Regions from separate parts of the Homo sapiens genome. Here region 1 is linked to region 2. Evidence: read pairs that join two places in POLR2A ChIA-PET (ENCODE). Cell type or tissue: Panc1. All regions are shown on one strand. Each heading gives the region's core, and the rest is flanking DNA. Links, peaks and the distances in the headings are about the cores only. Region 1 has its middle 40 kb from the start of FLI1. Region 2 overlaps FLI1 (Fli-1 proto-oncogene, ETS transcription factor).

Region 1 (8,339 bases), core at 280-8,279, 52 kb after region 2:
CTGGAGTGAGGGAGGGTGTGTGGGGTCGGGGAGACCCTTTTCTGCAGAGGGAGAAGAATGGGCAAAGGCCACGTCAGGAGGCAGCTCGGCACATCTGAGGATCTGCAAGGTGGCTGTTGGAATGCATAGTGAGGGGAGATGGTGGGGTGCGGCTAGAGAGAAGGCAGAACTAGACCATGAAAGCCTTTAGGGGCCATGCTAAGGACTTTGTACTTTCTCTTGAGAAAACTGGGATGGCATCAGAGAGTTTTAATCTAGAGGAGGCTGATAGCATAGACCCGTGACTCTCAACACCTACTTGAGGCAAGGATGGGCTGGAGGCTGGAGAGACTGTAGCAGTGGGGCTTGGGTTGGTGGCAGTGCATGGAGGTGCAGAGGTGCCTGAAAAAGGAGATGCTGAGGAGGGGCTATGGGTAGGAGTTAGTGACGGGTTGGATGTGGAGCGTGAAAATGAGGGAGAGCTCTAAGAGACATCTTGGCTGCTAGCTTTGGGTGGCTGGATGGACAGTGGTGTATTGAGGGAGAGGGTCGTGAGTGCAGAGAGGTGCAGGAGAGCCTGAGGTGGCAAGGGACGTCACGTGCATGTGGGATGTGTGGCCTGGAGCTTGCAGGACATTTCCAGGCTGGAGAAACACACTTGGAAATAATCAGAGACGAGATGGAAGTTGTGGTCATGGCTTGCCGGAGATTGTCTTTCATGAAGGAGATTAAGAGTGAGATTCCCGGCCGGGCACGGTGGCTAATGCCTGTAATCCCAGCACTTTGGTAGGCCGAGGCAGGCGGATCATGAGGTCAGGAGATCGAGACCATCCTTGCTAACATGGTGAAACCGTGTCTCTACTAAAAATATAGAAAATTAGCTGGGCGTGGTGGCGGGCACCTGTAGTCCCAGCTACTTGGGAGGCTGAGGCAGGACAATGGCGTGAACCCGGGAGGCAGAGCTTGCAGTGAGCCGAGATCGTGCCACTGCACTCCAGCCTGGGCGACAGAGCGAGACTCCGTCTCAAAAAAAAAAAAAATAAAAAATAAAAAAAGAGTGAGATTCCCTCTTACAAGAGGGTCTGCAACCCAGACTTCAGGAGCATCAACTTGTACTGACTGGGTAGGGAGGGTGACCCTCCTAAGGACACTGCGAAATAAGAGAAAAAGCTAAATGTGCAGCCACAGCACCCAAAGGAAGAGAGTGCGTCAGGAAAAGGAGGGTCAGAACACGCGCCTACAGCCACTGAGAGCTCAGTTCAGATGAGGACAGGGAAATTCTGTTAGAGTTGCTGGGCCTTCGGTGTAGCAAGAACTAGTTCAGAGATGTGATGGGGCAGAAACCTGGTGGTTGTGGTTTGAGGGCAGGTTAGGAGAAAAGGGAATGGAGACGGGTTTTATGAAAACCTAGGAATTTTGCTGAGAAAGGGCTAACCATGGTTCTCAACTTTTTATAATAGAATTACGTGAAGTGCTTTGAAAAAATTCCGCCTGTAATCCTAGCACTTTGGGAGGCCGAGGCGGGCAGATTGCCTGAGCTCAGGAGTTAGAGACCAGCCTGGGCAACATGATGAAACCTCGTCTGTACTAAAATGCAAATAAATAAATAAATAAATAAATAAATAAAAAATAAAAAATAAATTAGCCAGGCCTGGCAGAGTGTGCCTATAGTCCCAGCTACTCAGGAGGCTGAGGCAGGAGAATTGCTTGAACCTGGGAGGCGGGGGTTGCAGTGAGCCGAGATCGCACCACTGTACTCCAGCCTGGTGACAGAGCAAGAATCCATCTAAGAAAAAAAAAAAAAATCCCAATGCTGAGGCCTCTCTCCAGACAAATTAAATCTGAATCTCTGGGAGTTGGACCCAAGCACTGAGATATTTTAGAAAGCTCTCATGTGATTCTGACATGCACCCAAGACTGGCAATCACCAAGTTAGCAGGAGATGTGGGGTTGAAAATATACACAAACCGCAGGACGTGGTGGCTCACATCTGTAATTCCAGCACTTTGGGAGGCCAAGGCAGGTGGATCATTCAAGGTCAGGAGTTCGAGACCAGCCTGGCCAACCTGGTGAAACTCCATCTCTATTAAAAATACAAAAAAAGAAAGAAAGAAAGAAAGAAGGAAGGAAGGAAGGAAAGAAAGAAAGAAAGAAAGAAAGAAAGAAAGAAAGAAAGAAAGAAAGGAAGAAAGAAAGAGAAAAATTAGCCAGGCGGTAGTGGCGCATGCCTGTAATCCCAGCTACTGGGAAGGCTGAGACAGGATAATCACTTGAGCCTGGGAGGCGGAAGTTGCTGTGAGCCGAGATCATGCCACTGCACTTGAGTCTGGGCCACAGAGTGAGACATGGTCTGAAAAAAAAAATAAAAGAAAGAAAAAAAAAGAAAATTTACGAAAACACGTTTTAAGGATTGTAGAGATCTGAACATGCTTAATTGTTAACAGGAGAAATCTAGATGTGATAGTTGGTTTTTTAAAAAATTATTTTAATCTACATTTCGTTAATTATCCAAAGTGAAGAAAGTTGCTTTTTAAAGCATTTCCGACAGATGATATACATTTACACCATTTTTACTTTGCCACACACCCTTTTCCTTTTCCTTAGTTTTCAGTCTAGATAATGGTTCCAATATATTCATTTTTTACGCTCGGTATTTACTCTCTTAAAATCACTTCTGACATTTGCACTTAATTTTGTAACCATGGTTTAAAACAATTACTTAGGTTTAACGTTACATGGAATTTGTTTAAATGCTGCCTGCCAGGATGATGACACCTTGACACTCTCATATCTGGTTCTGAAACTCCTCACTCATTTGCTGTGTGTGTGCCAAAGGGGTACACAGCATTCTATTCTGAAGTCTTGCATAGTTGAGAATGTTTTCTTACTGTCTTCACAAGTGGAAGACAACATTGGTGAGCATATTATTTCCCTCTTATTTTCTGTTGCACTATAAGTAACGTGGTTTTCCTACCTGCATACTTCCAAGGTATTTTTCCTGTTATCCACATGCTTACAATAGAGTTCTGGAATGTGGCTACTTGTTGCTGATTTTGCCTAGGATATGGTGATGACTTTTGGTCTCAAAAACATTGCTTTCCCCTCAAAAGCGTGCAGCTGTGACTACAGTCATTGCTCTGGTTTCCATCGTTTTGGTTTATTTCTCTGGACGCCATCATGCTCACACTAGACCTTTATTCTTTGCCTTCTGTGTCTAGCATCTTTCCTCTGTTTGTTTTCACTTTGGCCCTTTCCTTTGCTTTCTAGAAGAACTTTTCAAGTCTATTTTCCAATTGCTGATTGTTTTTTCTGCAATTTCAATTCTACTTTTTCCTTCCAACATCTTAATTCTGCTATTATATTTTTTATTTGCTTGTTATCTTCCATTATCTTGCTCATATCTTTTCATCTTTTCTTTTTCTTTCTTTTCCTTTTTTTTTTTTTTTTTTTTGAGATGGAGTCTTACTCTGTCTCCCAGGCTGGAGTGCAGTGGCACGATCTCAGCTCACTGCAACCTCCACCTCATGGGTTCAAGTGATTCTCCGACCTCAGCCTCCCAAGTAGCTGGAGATACAGGTGCCTGCCGCTAAGCCCAGCTAATTTTTGTATTTTTAGTGGAGATGGCGTTTCACCATAATGGCCAGGCTGGTCTCAAACTCCTGACTTCAGGTGATCCGCCTGCCTCGGCCTCCCAAAGTGCTGGGATTACTGGCGTGAGGAGCCACCACGCCTTCTCTCTCTCTCTCTCTCTCTCTCTCTCTGTCTGTCTTTCTTTCTACCTCATATTCTGTTTTCTGCTTAGGTGTCCTATTACTATTTCAAAGATGCCATATCTCCTGACATCCTATTGAAATTACCTCTTTAGAGGTCTGATATTTCCAAGAGTCTTTAAGATGATGTGCCCTTTCTTTTTCCCTTTCTCTCTCTCTCTTGTTTTTTTATTGCATTTTTCCCCGTAAGACTCATTGCTAACCAAACACAATGGTTGCTAATATACACAGCATGTGGATTCCTGTGTGTCCTCTGGGTCCTGGAGCCTACGTTGAATCCTCTTTTCGTGTTAACAGGCACATGTCAGGTACACTCAGGGCTGAGTTAACTTCCCAGCGTCTGGCGGCTCTTCCTCCAGCTTAGTCTCCTGGCATGACAGGGCATTTTCATGCTGAAGTCTGGTGCCTACACCTCCCAGGAGGCAGTGCGCTGCTTCCGCCCGACTGTATTCCTGGCTTTTCAGGTTCTCATTAGTTGTGGAAGCAAGTCCTGATGAGGGTGTGAGGGACGGCTGGGGCACGGGCACCCTCTGGATTGAAGTGCCTGCACTGCAGAGGGAGAGCAGACTGGCATGGGAAGGTGACCAGCAGATTTGCTTCATCCCCCACGCTCTTGGCTGCTTTCGTCAGTCAAGTTCCATCAGACTCATGTTTGTGGGGAGTCTTCTCAGATTCTGTCAATATGCTTCATTTTTGGTGTTGGGAATTTTTGTCTTTTTCTGTCTTCAGAAGAATGTTAATGGAAGGGAGGCAGGGTCTTAAGTGGAGGGCTTAAACAGAGGCCGGATGCCATTTCTTGCCTTTATTTTAAGGTTTGAGTGGTGGTACCAGAGAAATAAATCTTAATCAATTAAGATAAAAGCATAAAGCTTTTGGCAAAGATGAGGAAATGGCAAGAGCCAGCCTTATGACAGGCAGCAGGTGGTTTGTGGGTGTGTAACCCTCCGGGTGGAATGAGCATTTCTTTTTGCTGCAGTCAGAAAGACTCTTACAATTCCAGACCCCTTCCACCCCCAGCTGCATAGATCTCTCCTTCCTTTGGGGATTCTGGGATTTCCTATGTCTCTTAAAAACTGTTCCTTATTTTCTATTAATACCAGGGTGTTTAAAATGTGCTTAAAAATTAGTGCTGCAGAGTCTATGGGATATTGCATCATAATAAGAAATATAGCCTGTAATCCCAGCACTTTGGGAGGCCGAGGCAGGAGGATTACTTAAGGCCAGAGAGTTTGCGACCAGACTGGGCCAAAAATGAAATGACAAATAATGATAATATTAAAAATTATATATATATATATATGTGTGTGTGTGTGTGTGTATATATATATATATATATATATTTGAGCTTTGTCGCTAGTTCCTGGCACAGAACTCCTAAAACCCTTGGACTCTCCTGAGTGGTGGGTATGAGCAGAGCCTCTTTTGTTATTTATAATAAAGCTTTCTCAGCCATATCAGATTTTATGCTAAGGAGGTGACTCTTGGAGGGTGGGAGCTGGTTCTCAGAGGAACCAACCATGTGATTAGAAGGTTGAAACTTTCAGCCCCATCCTCTGACATCTAGGGAAGGAAGAGAGACTGGAGACTGAGTTCAATCACCAATGGCCAATGCTTTAATCAATCGTGCCTAAGTAATGAAGCCTGCATGAACACACTGAACACCAGGGTCTGGAGAGCTTCCAGGTTGGTGAACAAGAACACATCCATGTTCCAGAAGAGTGGTGCACCTTAACTCCTCAAGGACAGAAGCTCCTGGGCTCAGGACCCTCTGTGGCCTCACTCAACGTATCTCTTAGTCTGGCCATTATTCATTTGTATCCTTTAAAATCTCCTTTGTAATAAATTGATAATAATAGGTAATGATAAACTTTTACTGAGTTCTTTAAGCCATTCTAGCACATTACTGAACTCAAGGAGAGGCTGTTGGGAAGCCCTGATTTATAGCTAGTCTGTCAGAAGTGCAGGAGGCCTGGACCCGTGATTGGCATCTAAAGTGGGGGCAGCCGTGTAGGACTGAGTCTGTAACTTGCAGGATCTGACATTAACTAACTCCAGGTAGGTAACGTGAAAATGGAATTGAATTATAGGAAACCTAGTGGGTATTTGGAGAACTGGGAAATAATTTGGGGTGGAATAGACCCACAATTTGGTGTCAGAAGTGTCGTGAGTATAGAAAAACAGTACTGTGCTTTTAGTCTGATTGTCTGGGAAAAAGAGTGTGCTGGCCGATTGTGACCCTGTAAAGATAGGGTGTTGATATGGTTTGTCTGTGTCCCCACCCAAAATATCATCTTGAATTATAATCCCCATAATCCCCACATGTCAAAGGAGAGACCAGGTGGAGGTAATTGAATCAGGAGGGCAGTTTCTCCTATGCTGTTCTCATGATAGTGAGTAAGTTCTCAGGAGATCCGATGGCTTTATAAGTGTTTGATAGTTCCTCCTTCGTTCATTCTCCATCCTGTAGGGTGAAGAAGGTGCCTTGCTTCCCCTTCACCTTCCACCATGATTGTAAGTTTCCTGAGGCCTCCCTAGCCATGCTGAACTGTGAGTCAATTAAACTTCTTTCCTTTATAAATCACTCAGTCTTGGGCAGTTCTTTTTAGCAGTGTGAGAAGGGACTAATACAGGTGTAAACCAGACATTGCATAGACTTAGCTGGCTCCGTGAGATAAATACCCATGGGTTGATAGAAGGAAAGAGTTTGGAGGACTTGCTACAGTATTAGTCAACATTGCATAGTACATCTGGGAGTGAGGTTATTCCATTTATTTAATAATAGCCAAGATTTATTGAGCACCTACCATATGTCAAGCATTAAAATAGATAAGGGGGATACATCAGTGAATATGACAAATTACCTGCCCTTGAGCAACTGATAGTTTATTAGTGGAGATATATAAGTAACCAGAATATTACATGTGCTCAGTAGACATGAAACTGGGGTACCTCCATGGTACTATGAAAGAGTGAAAGAGGGGGACTGATATGGCTTTGATGTGTCCCTACCCAAATCTCATCTTGAATTGTAGCTCCCCTAATTTCCTCGTGTTGTGGGAGGGACCCAGTGGGAGATAATTGAGTCATAAGGTGGTTTCTCTCATACTGTTCTCATGGTAGTGAATAAATCTCACCAGATCTGATGGTTTTATAAGGGGAAACCCCTTTCATCTGGCTCTCATTCTCTTCTCTTGTCTGCCACCATATGAGACACGCCTTTTGTCTTCCCCCATGATTGTGAGGCTTCCCCAGCCACGTGGAACTGTAAGTCCGTTAAACCTCTTTCTTTTGTAAATTGCCCAGTCTCAGGTATGTCTTTATCAGCAGCATGAAAATGGACTAATATAGGGACAATTAAACCAATTGCAGTAGATACAAAAGAACCCACAAACGGAAGTCAATTTAAAAAAAAATCTCAAGTATAGAAGGATATATTCCTCAGCTGAAAAAAAGCCTAAGTCTACAAAATCAAAGAGGGCATGAAGATCCAGTCAAGTTCAATTTTTAAAAAAGTACTTGTGGTAAGTGGTCAACAGCAGATTTTCTGGAGACAAATCATTTGGACTTGAAGCCTCCAATGCTTTACTACTTATGAGCTGTTTGAACTTGGGCCATGCACCTAATCTCTGAGCTTAGTTTCCTCATCTGTCAAATGGATCTAATAACAGTATTTGTCTCGTTATGTTTTCTTGTAAGGATTCAATGAATTGATACATGAAAATTGTTTAGTTTCCAGCATATAATAAATATTGGATGCTAGTAGGCACATTCTTGTAAAATTACCAAGTTTCAAAATTAGAGTGAAAAATCCTTAAATTTTCCAGACAGAAAGAACAAATTATAGATAAATAAGAAGCAATCAGACTGGCATCTGACCTCTTGTCTGTAACAGGGAAAATTATGAAATGGTCAAATAATGTAACAACCAGTGAATCCAAACTAAAATCTAATGGATTAACGGTAGGCTGTTCTGGAAATGCACTGTGGGTGCTAGATGACAATTCTTAAAATAAAGGTATAGACCATACAGACTATAAGGGAGATCCTAATACTGTTCCGGAATTAAACAATCATAATAAAATGAGCTGGTGGAGTGGAAAAGGAACAATTTTGTGAAGATTACTTTTTGGGCAAACAGGATTAGGAAGAGGTAATGTTTTAAATATCTCTTTGTATTAGAATATAGAGAGATGGGGAAAAAACCTCTTGGAGGGAGAAATAGTTGATATTTTGTTTTCAAGCAATAGTACAGAATTACATGCTGGATTAAGGGCACTTGGAGAAAAATGTTAGCCCTCAAGGGAGAAGAAATTCCAGAAGAACTCTAACAAAGAGGGAAACTGCAATGAATAGCCACTTAATCAAATAAGAAAAAATAGGGACAAAGGAAGAAGAAACAAGCAAAGTAAAATTAATAGCAAACATAAACTGAGCAGCCATACGGTATTGTGATTAATAGCCTTAGTGGGCTTGAGACTTGAGCAGTTCACTCACATAAAGTACTTAGAACATGGCAACATTAGATGAGTGAGCCTCCTCTGCTCCCTTCTCCTCCTCCTCTCCCTTCTCCTCCTCTTTCTCATTCTTATT
Region 2 (8,339 bases), core at 48-8,047:
GAACTTTGAAATCCCAATTCTGTTGGCCAAGGATAACACCCTAATACCTAGTTCAATGCGTTCAATAAAAAGATTGCAAAAGAAGTTCATCATTTTAATACTAAATGTCTGAATGAGCACTTAAATGGAAATGGTCAACTCCATTTTCCTTTCTTCATCTCTTCATTTTTGAGCTACTTCAGTGTGGGTAGAATATGGGCAAATGTTCTCCTTCCCTTCACTTCTGGTCACATAATCATACTTGGTTGTGCAGTGTACCGTGAAAGACAGCAATATGACCTTTCCTAAAATATTGATGATGCATGATGAGAATAAAGACCAACCCAGCTTTCCTGGCCTCGTTAAGTGAAAGAAGGGCCTCCATCACTTGTGACTTCAACACTAAAAGAGGATCATCTTCAAGGCAAATTACTTCTTTTGTTCTGTTGTCCCTTCACTCACACCAAAGTCAGTTAAACCTATTAGTAGCATTTACACTTAATACAGACTGTCACAACCCAATTAAATTCACATCCCTTAATCAGGGAGCTCAGTTCTACTGGTATCTCCCTCTGAATTAACCTACTTCTAGCCTGGTTCTGTACTGTATTACCACAAGGACATGGGGAAGATAATAGAAGAGGTGGCGTAGATGTATGGGTGGAGGCAGCCATAGGTATTTGGTCAGCCAGACGGATGTTTTAAAACTATTCACAAGGGAGTGCTGTAGCATAGGTTGGACAAGAGAATTTGTTTCTCTGGTGTTTTCTGTTTGACACAACTCTCTTTATCAGCAGCACAAGCCTGGAATTCCTGAAGCCACACTCATATCCTGCCATCGGTTTTTACGTAAACCCCCCATTGATTGGGATGGGAGTTTCACAAGTAGAACAATGGCCGGATACGTGGGAGGGAAAGGAGGAATATGGGATGTTTGATCTGTACTTGTGCATTTGTAGGGGATGGTGTCTACATGGGCAAAGAGATATGAATAAGTCACTAACTGGTGAATTTAACCACATGCAAGCAAGTCTTTGAAATCACTAAGGCCAGAAAAAAGCAACCCAACAGATTTAAGTTACATTTATTATCTGTTATATTCATGCATCGACTTGAATGAGAATAATAACTAAGATAATAACAACTAGCAGTTGCACAGCACTTTACAATTACAAAGTGCTTTTACTTCCATACTACTTTTGATTCTTATTATTAGTAAGGTTGGTAGAAAAATTAACGTTATGCATTATTACTACCAGTACTACTATTATTTTACAGGTAGGAAAGGAGATTGGAGAAGTTATTATCTGACCGAAGACCACACAATTAATAAGTGGGTCTGAACCTAGATTTCCAAACTTCAGACTGCATGTGGCTTTCACAAAATCATTCTGCCACTGTCACAGTAATCTGGCAAAATACTCCAGAGGTTTACTGCCAGCCTTCCTAAGGTTTTGTCTCACCTTTTTTAGGCAAGAAGCACCTTACAGCACACAGCATTGACACATTATATTTACATTGTGTGGGCATGAAGTCACATTTGGTAACTTTGGCTAACTGAATATTGGCTGACTGAACTTTGCCTGACAAATAAAAAGACGGGGCGGGTGCTCTTTCTTTAGTAAAAAGTCCAAATAAGGCTCGGAATCTGAAATGCCGCATGATTTACAGCAATCTTGTTACATTGGCAACAAGAAAGCCATCCAATGAGCCACCCAGTAGTTAGTCAAAGTGTAGTAATTAATTCACGCTTTTCTTGAAGAAACTCAAAGCAACTCACTACTCCAGTTTTTTACCAAATCCATGGAAGAAGAGGATCATCAAGAAGCCTTAATCCTTTTGGGTAAATGGACCCACTGAGAAGGGGAGAGTAACTTGTCCAATGTCACGAAGCCAGCCTAAGGCAAAACCAGGTACAGAACTCAGACTACCCAAGCCGGTGCCCACATTAGCACTTTAGAGGGACCGATATATAAAACTCTCTCAGGGGAGCTAGGCACAGGTGCACCTAGACAGCTTCACCAGCAAAGTTTTTAAAGGAGGTGGAGAACGAGGCTTGCTCTAATAGCAGACAACCAACTCCTTCCAATCAGAAGGGAGTTAAAAGTAGTGTTAGCATATGGAAAATGCCAATCCACCTGTTCCATCTTGGATGAGACTGACCACTCAACTGACTGCTTGTCGATGGTAACTGACCACAGTAAGAAGGATTCTTGTGTCTCATGTAACGCTCCTCTCCCTTTTTGGTAGCTCTGAGCTGAAAGCTTCCTCCCCCATGCACGGCAATGGGGAAACCAAGGCACCCACCTTCAGGGATACCCCTGTTTTCCCAGGAGTTTCCCTTCACTGAGGCTGTGTCTCTCCTTCCCTTGTAAGTGTGCTTGTACTGTGCACACTAACAAAACATTCTTTCCTGTTTCCAATTATTTTCAACAGTTAAGCATGCAAATGTCTGAACAACATTTATTAAGCTTCTATGGACATTTAGGAGAGAAAAAAAGATGAACCAACAAGAATCTGAATCATCAAAGAGCTCTTACAAAACCAGTGTTTTGAGCCTTTAATTGGAAGTGAATCAGAAACAGGCATGTGAAATTTCCCATGAAATACACACAGGGTTTTAAATTTTTTAAAAGGGTGCTCTGGGCAGAGAAGAGTCTGGGTCATACCCTGTCCAAACTGATAGGAAGAAATAAATAATTCTGATGAGCTCTAAACCCAGTCCTACTGCCCTGTCATGGCTTGTCTACAAAACTCAGGGGGCAAACTCCAAGAAGGCAGGGAGGGGGAGCCATGGTAATTCCTTTACCACACTTCAGACTCAGTATGTTTATAGAGACCCACAGTCTCCAAAAGGAATGGCTTAGAAGCCCAGAGCAGCACAGCCACAGGGCTGGATGCCTTCCCCAAGGCACCCTGGGAAGTCTCCACATGCTGGTTTCCTGAAATGACGTTTCTAGAAAAGTCACCTGCTCTTTCTCCCTCTCCTTTCTAGAAAAGTGCAAAAAGTACAGGTGCCCTTCAAGTCCCTCACCTCTAGGGAAGTCCTATGTTGCACCAAAGACCGTATTTGAGAAAGAGGACTTGTGCCCTTCGACCAATGTGTTCTTATTATGGAGAAGTCGAAGGGCAGGTTAGCATGGTTCTCTACAGGCAGTGTTATCAGGGCGGGGGAAGTTGCTTAAGATAATGTATGAATCTTTTCTTCAGGATTCCTGACTGTTCATGAACTTGGGTACAGGGCTATTGACAGAGTATCGTGCTGGGAAAAGAAAGATCCTAAGCTCATAGTGTGGGGCAGTCATTTTAACCCCTTGCCTTTGCTATCGCCCAAGCAGGTTATACAAAGCAGAGCACACCAACCGTGCCCATAACCCCCTCACAGTCTCCTCATGCCACATAGTTTCTGAGTTATTTTCTTCTTTGTGAATATTCTTTAAATCCATTTTCAACTAGACATGATAACAATGAGAACTGGGTTAGGAAAAATCATTATGAATTAACCATGTTGAATTAGCCCTAAGAAATGCCTCTTGCCAGAAGAGCTACATTTGTTTTGTTGTTTACCCTCTTCCAAATCAGCAATCCTTTTAAAGAGAAAAATCTACTTTAGTAAAATTTGGGTGGCTACATGATTACTCACTTACCCATGTGGTTCCTATGGAAAGTGCCCTCTTCAATCACCCAGAAATATTATGACAATGGTCAGAAAATAGGACCAATGAACAAAGAAGCAGGAGTCCCTGTGGGTTAAATGAGCCTTGATATCTTTGCTCCAGAAAACACCCTCATTGTAGAGCGTGGTGTTTGGGGGCATGAATACTTGAGTTCTGCTTCCAGGGGCTCTTGCCTGGTTCCCATCTTTTGACACACTACATCTTGAAGCCTCAGTTGTCTCTCCGTCAATGGCCTCTTTCTTTTTGAGACTACTGGGGAGGGGGCTATCCTAAGTTGGCAATGTGTGATAGGTACTTTGGGAGATATGACAGAGAAACAAGCAACTTTCTTAACAGTGCTCCCTTGTTACCCTGGGTCATGCCTAAAGGTCTTTCAGTAGTAATGTGTAGAGTGAATAGTGAGGCCACGTTGTATGGAGTGATGTGGGAGACACTCCAGGCAAAAGAGAAAAGCAGCGATCTCAACTCAATTTCTGGAATTTCTTCTTCAACTGACTTTGATGATCCTTTGGATACACCTTGAAGCTTCTTCTCCTATACGCATGTTTCTAGAGTCAGAACTGCAAAAACAGATAGGTTGAAATCTCTAGACAAGAGGGTTTCCTTGCACACCTGTTGTGTTGAGCTCAGGTAACAAAAGGTTAAACCCTATGTAGAGAGGTGTTCCACGTCCCTCTTGAAGGTGTATGCGTGTATGAGGTGGGGGTGCTTGTGCACTGAAAATGGCTTAATTTTCCTACTTTGAATAAAATCAAACTACAACTAGGATGAATTCAAGTAGCTCATCGACCCCTGGTAATTGCACATAGGGTTCATCGGGACATTACACAGAATGCTGTGGGGAAAAAAAAAGCAAAGGCAGGCGCTTGGCCCTACGCATTGAGAATGAAAAATTTAAAATAATAGGTTCTTCAGGGCTAAATTGTGTTTGCTCCCAAGGATCCTTGGAGCTATGGTTTTCTTTGTTCTGCCAAAGGAAAAAGGAAATATATCAGGAAGCTGGGCCAGTCCACAGGAAGTCTCACTTGGTCTGATAAAAGGAACTGGTGTGAGGCAGCTTTGGATGCAGTTATAAGTCAATCAGCCTTGAAATAACAAGAAAGGCTATTCAAGAGAAACTGGAGCCTGAAGTCAGCCCTACTCAATGATTTCCTTTTAACCTCGCAAAACATTCCCTTCTTTGTGTTTTATATAACCTCCTGAATCTGTTATGTTTTTTAAAAAAAATTGTGTATAGTTTTGTGTGTATATGAGTGGAATAGAATGAAGAAGAGAGCAAGATTTCGAGGAGGAAAGGAAGAAAGAACGAAGGTACAAGGGTAGAGGAGGAAGCCTTGGCAGGTCAAAGAATATGCCGTTCTCTATTGAGCTATAAAACATTTAAAAATCAACTCATTGGATCATTATGTAAAAAGAGAACCTGTCAGTTTCACACCAGTGCACCTGCTAACAAAGCCAGGCAGGCTTTCTTACCTGGGAAATAGGCCTTCTTGAATAAAGAGTTGTGAAGAATTGAGCAGTTTCATGAATCTGACCGGTGCAGACTGTGGATAGTGGTCACTTAGACAAAGAGATAAAACAAATAGTAACAAAACCTACATGGTCCCCATAGATGGGCTCGTAGCCTAAACTATATGGAGATGTATGTATCAATCTGGTGATGTATCACAGTGGCTAAGCTTTATGGAATTTGGAAGTAAGCAGGATTAGGTTCCAATAATTGCTTTTCTATTTTCTACCTGTATGACCATGAGTAACTTACCCAATCTCTTCAAAATGGAAATATTACATACATCACAGGGTTGTTACAGGGATCAAGTGCATGTCTTAAAGGTTTGAATAGATATTGTCACCTTGAGCTGGATAGATAACTTATTCTCTTTATAACTATGATTGTTCTTCCTCATTTTTATTCCCCCTCTGATGAAAGATGAGCATCTCTTTCTCTTAGGTGAGTACTAGGGAAAGAAAGGCCTTAGCTTGGGGTCATGAGGACCCATGCAAAATGGTGGGTGATACAGTTTCAAACTGAATTGGGGCCTTCTGGGGTTGACTGTGTTTGCCCATAGAACACCACTTCCTGTTTTAACAAGAAGAAACAAAGCCTTCCAGAAAACCCATTAAGAGACTCAAAATTCTCCTTGGACATCAAATTATTGTTTTTAGAAGAGTTAAGTGTAAATGAATCAAAACCAGACAAATTCAATTTCCTTTCAATTAAACAGGATTTTTTTAAAGGCCACGGGAAAGACGCTTGGAGCCAAAGAGTGTTTTGGGTTTTAAATGAGACCAAATTTCGGAAAAGAATCTAAGACCCCAGAGTGGCGTCAGGCCCTATTCTTAGTTTGCATTAACGGAAAGGGATTAGCACAGTTCTAGTGTCACTTGGCAATAAAAACAACCAGCTCGGAGAAACTCACCAAGCACCTGCTGAGAGCCCCTGCCTTCACCTGGCCTTGAGGGTCACTCCACAGTACAAAATGTAGCCCTGAGATTATGGGAGAAGAGCCACACAGGATCAGATAGAACATCTACGTGAGGTTCTATCATCCACACCCCCAAATAAGAAATGTTTTAAAGCCTGTCTAGGATCAGAGTCAAATGAACATGAGAGCTGAAAGCAAATTTTGAAATCATACCTTCATTTTATATATGAGAAGACCTTTAACATGAATGATGAGGAAGTGAAGTGACTTGCCTAACATCCCATAGCTAGTTTGGGATAGAGCTGGGGCTGGAACTCAGGTCTCCGGATCCTAGGCCAGCCAATTTCTCCCTGCATTTACCTCAATTTCGAATCTTAAAGTCACCGGGACCAGCACATTCAGGATAAAATCTTGGTGCCCATTCACCTTTTTACAAGTCTGTTTCTGTGTCTCTCTTAACGTTTGTTTTTTTTTTTTTTTTTTTTTGAGACGGAGTCTCGCTCTGTCACCCAGGCTGGAGTGTAGTGTTGCAACCTCGGCTCACCACAACTTCTGCCTCCTGGGTTCAAGCGATTCTCCTGCCTCAGCCTCCCCAGTAGCTGGGACTACAGGCATGCACCACCACACCCAGCTAATTTTTGTATTTTTAGTAGAGGTAGAGTTTCACCATGTTGGCCAGGATGGTCTCAATCTCTTGACCTCATTATCTGCTAGCCTCGGCCTCCCAAAGTGCTAGGATTACAGGAGTGAGCCACCGTGCCCGGCCCAATATTTTGGAACTTTTTGCTTTTTTCCATGTAATAATATACATTGGAGAATTTTCTAAATCAGTGTATACGACAATTGATTTTATCCCATTTTGTAGTTGCATGGCATTTTCTTACATGAATCTTTCCTCCTTTGTTTATCTAGTCCCCTACTGGTGGACATTTAGATTATTTCCAACTTTTGCTGTAACAAACAATGCTACAATAAACACATTGTACATATATCTGAGTGAACATAGCTGTAGAATTGGCATTATCAAATTTGTGTAAATAGTTAACTTCTCAAATAGATGTTGCTCTGTGGAAAGATTATACCAAGTCATACTCCTACCAAGAGGATAAGACAGTGACATTTCCTTTACTCTTTCCAACATGAGACATTAAGCTGTTTTAGTCTCTGCTGTCCTCCTAGGTCATAAACATTGGAATTTTATTATTTTTATTTGAATGTCTTTATGCATGTGCTTGAAATTCTTTTCATTTATTTATTGCCCATTTGTATTTTCTTTCTAGTGTTGTCTATTCATAGCATTTTTGCCTATTTTCTGTTAAGTGGTGTGTCTTTTCTTATTGATTTGTAAGTAGTCTTTGTATGATAGGACATTTATGCTTTATGTATGATAAATATTCTTTCTCCGTTTCTCATTTAGTTTTCACCTTACCTATGGTATTTTTCTCCATGTTTTTTTTTTTTTTCTTTGAGACAGAATCTCGCCCTGTTGCCCAGGCTGGAGTGCAGAGGCACGATCTTGGCTCACTGCAACCTCCACCTCCTATGTTCAAGCAATTCTTCTGCCTCAGCCTCCCAAGTAGCTGGGACTACAAGCATGCGCCAGCATGACCAGCTAATTTTTGTACTTTTAGTAAAGACAGGGTTTCACCATATTGGCCAGGCTGGTCTTGAACTCCTGACCTCAGGTGATCCACCCGCCTTGGCCTCCCAAAATGCTGGGATTACAGGTGTGAGCCACCGTGCCTGGCCCCATGTTAATATATAAATAGAGGAACTAAAGCTGAGAAAGGGAGAATCAGAAGAAGAAATATCCTTGGCTGAAGACCTAGCCTTCCAAAAATATCCTTACAGTAAATTATATCACCAAGGGTGAAGGGGCAATGGAGAATATAAACTGGTTGTTACCTTTAAGAAAATGTGTCTAACCATCCTTATGATTATAAGCCACAAATAAAGATTTCTCCAATGAGTATTGCTTCTTTTGGAATTTCCAATACTCAGAGCTAAAAATCAGAAAGAAGAGAAATGTCTACTCTCTCAAAGCCTGGAAGAAATAGCATAGAAACCTTATTCTTGTTCATTTACATGAATGCTCTATTGAGATTGGTGCCTGGTAATATTATTCAACATTTGGGTGAATGAATACATGAATGAGTATTGAATACATGAATGAGTATGAATTCAGTCATAAATGTCTAAAGACAAAATGACTCTGTAGACATGAGAATTTCAATTGAAACATACGCTTTTCCATAGA

What was found. ChIA-PET counts read pairs that join two places held together with the same protein. Peaks named below come from ENCODE experiments on the same cell type or tissue, not always from the same donor. Only the 100,000 strongest peaks of a DNase experiment are listed, where the experiment ranks them.
Region 1: POLR2A ChIA-PET joins it to region 2 with 18 read pairs; 7 of 35 experiments call an interaction of 5 or more read pairs at or near these places.

What each region holds. Positions count from the first base shown.
Region 1 is chr11:128,649,814-128,658,152 of GRCh38, reverse strand. No RefSeq gene overlaps it. Among named protein-coding and RNA genes, the nearest start is that of FLI1, 40 kb to the left of the region's middle. RefSeq lists an enhancer at 3,731-4,231. In Panc1, for the core only: no CTCF peak of the experiment used is centred there; a DNase peak (open chromatin) is centred at 4,102; H3K27me3 peaks cover 554 bases.
Region 2 is chr11:128,702,072-128,710,410 of GRCh38, reverse strand. All of the region lies in intron 1 of FLI1 (Fli-1 proto-oncogene, ETS transcription factor), which reads right to left. Among named protein-coding and RNA genes, the nearest start is that of SENCR, 10 kb to the right of the region's middle. RefSeq lists a silencer at 5,604-5,693. In Panc1, for the core only: no CTCF peak of the experiment used is centred there; no DNase peak of the experiment used is centred there; H3K27me3 peaks cover 751 bases.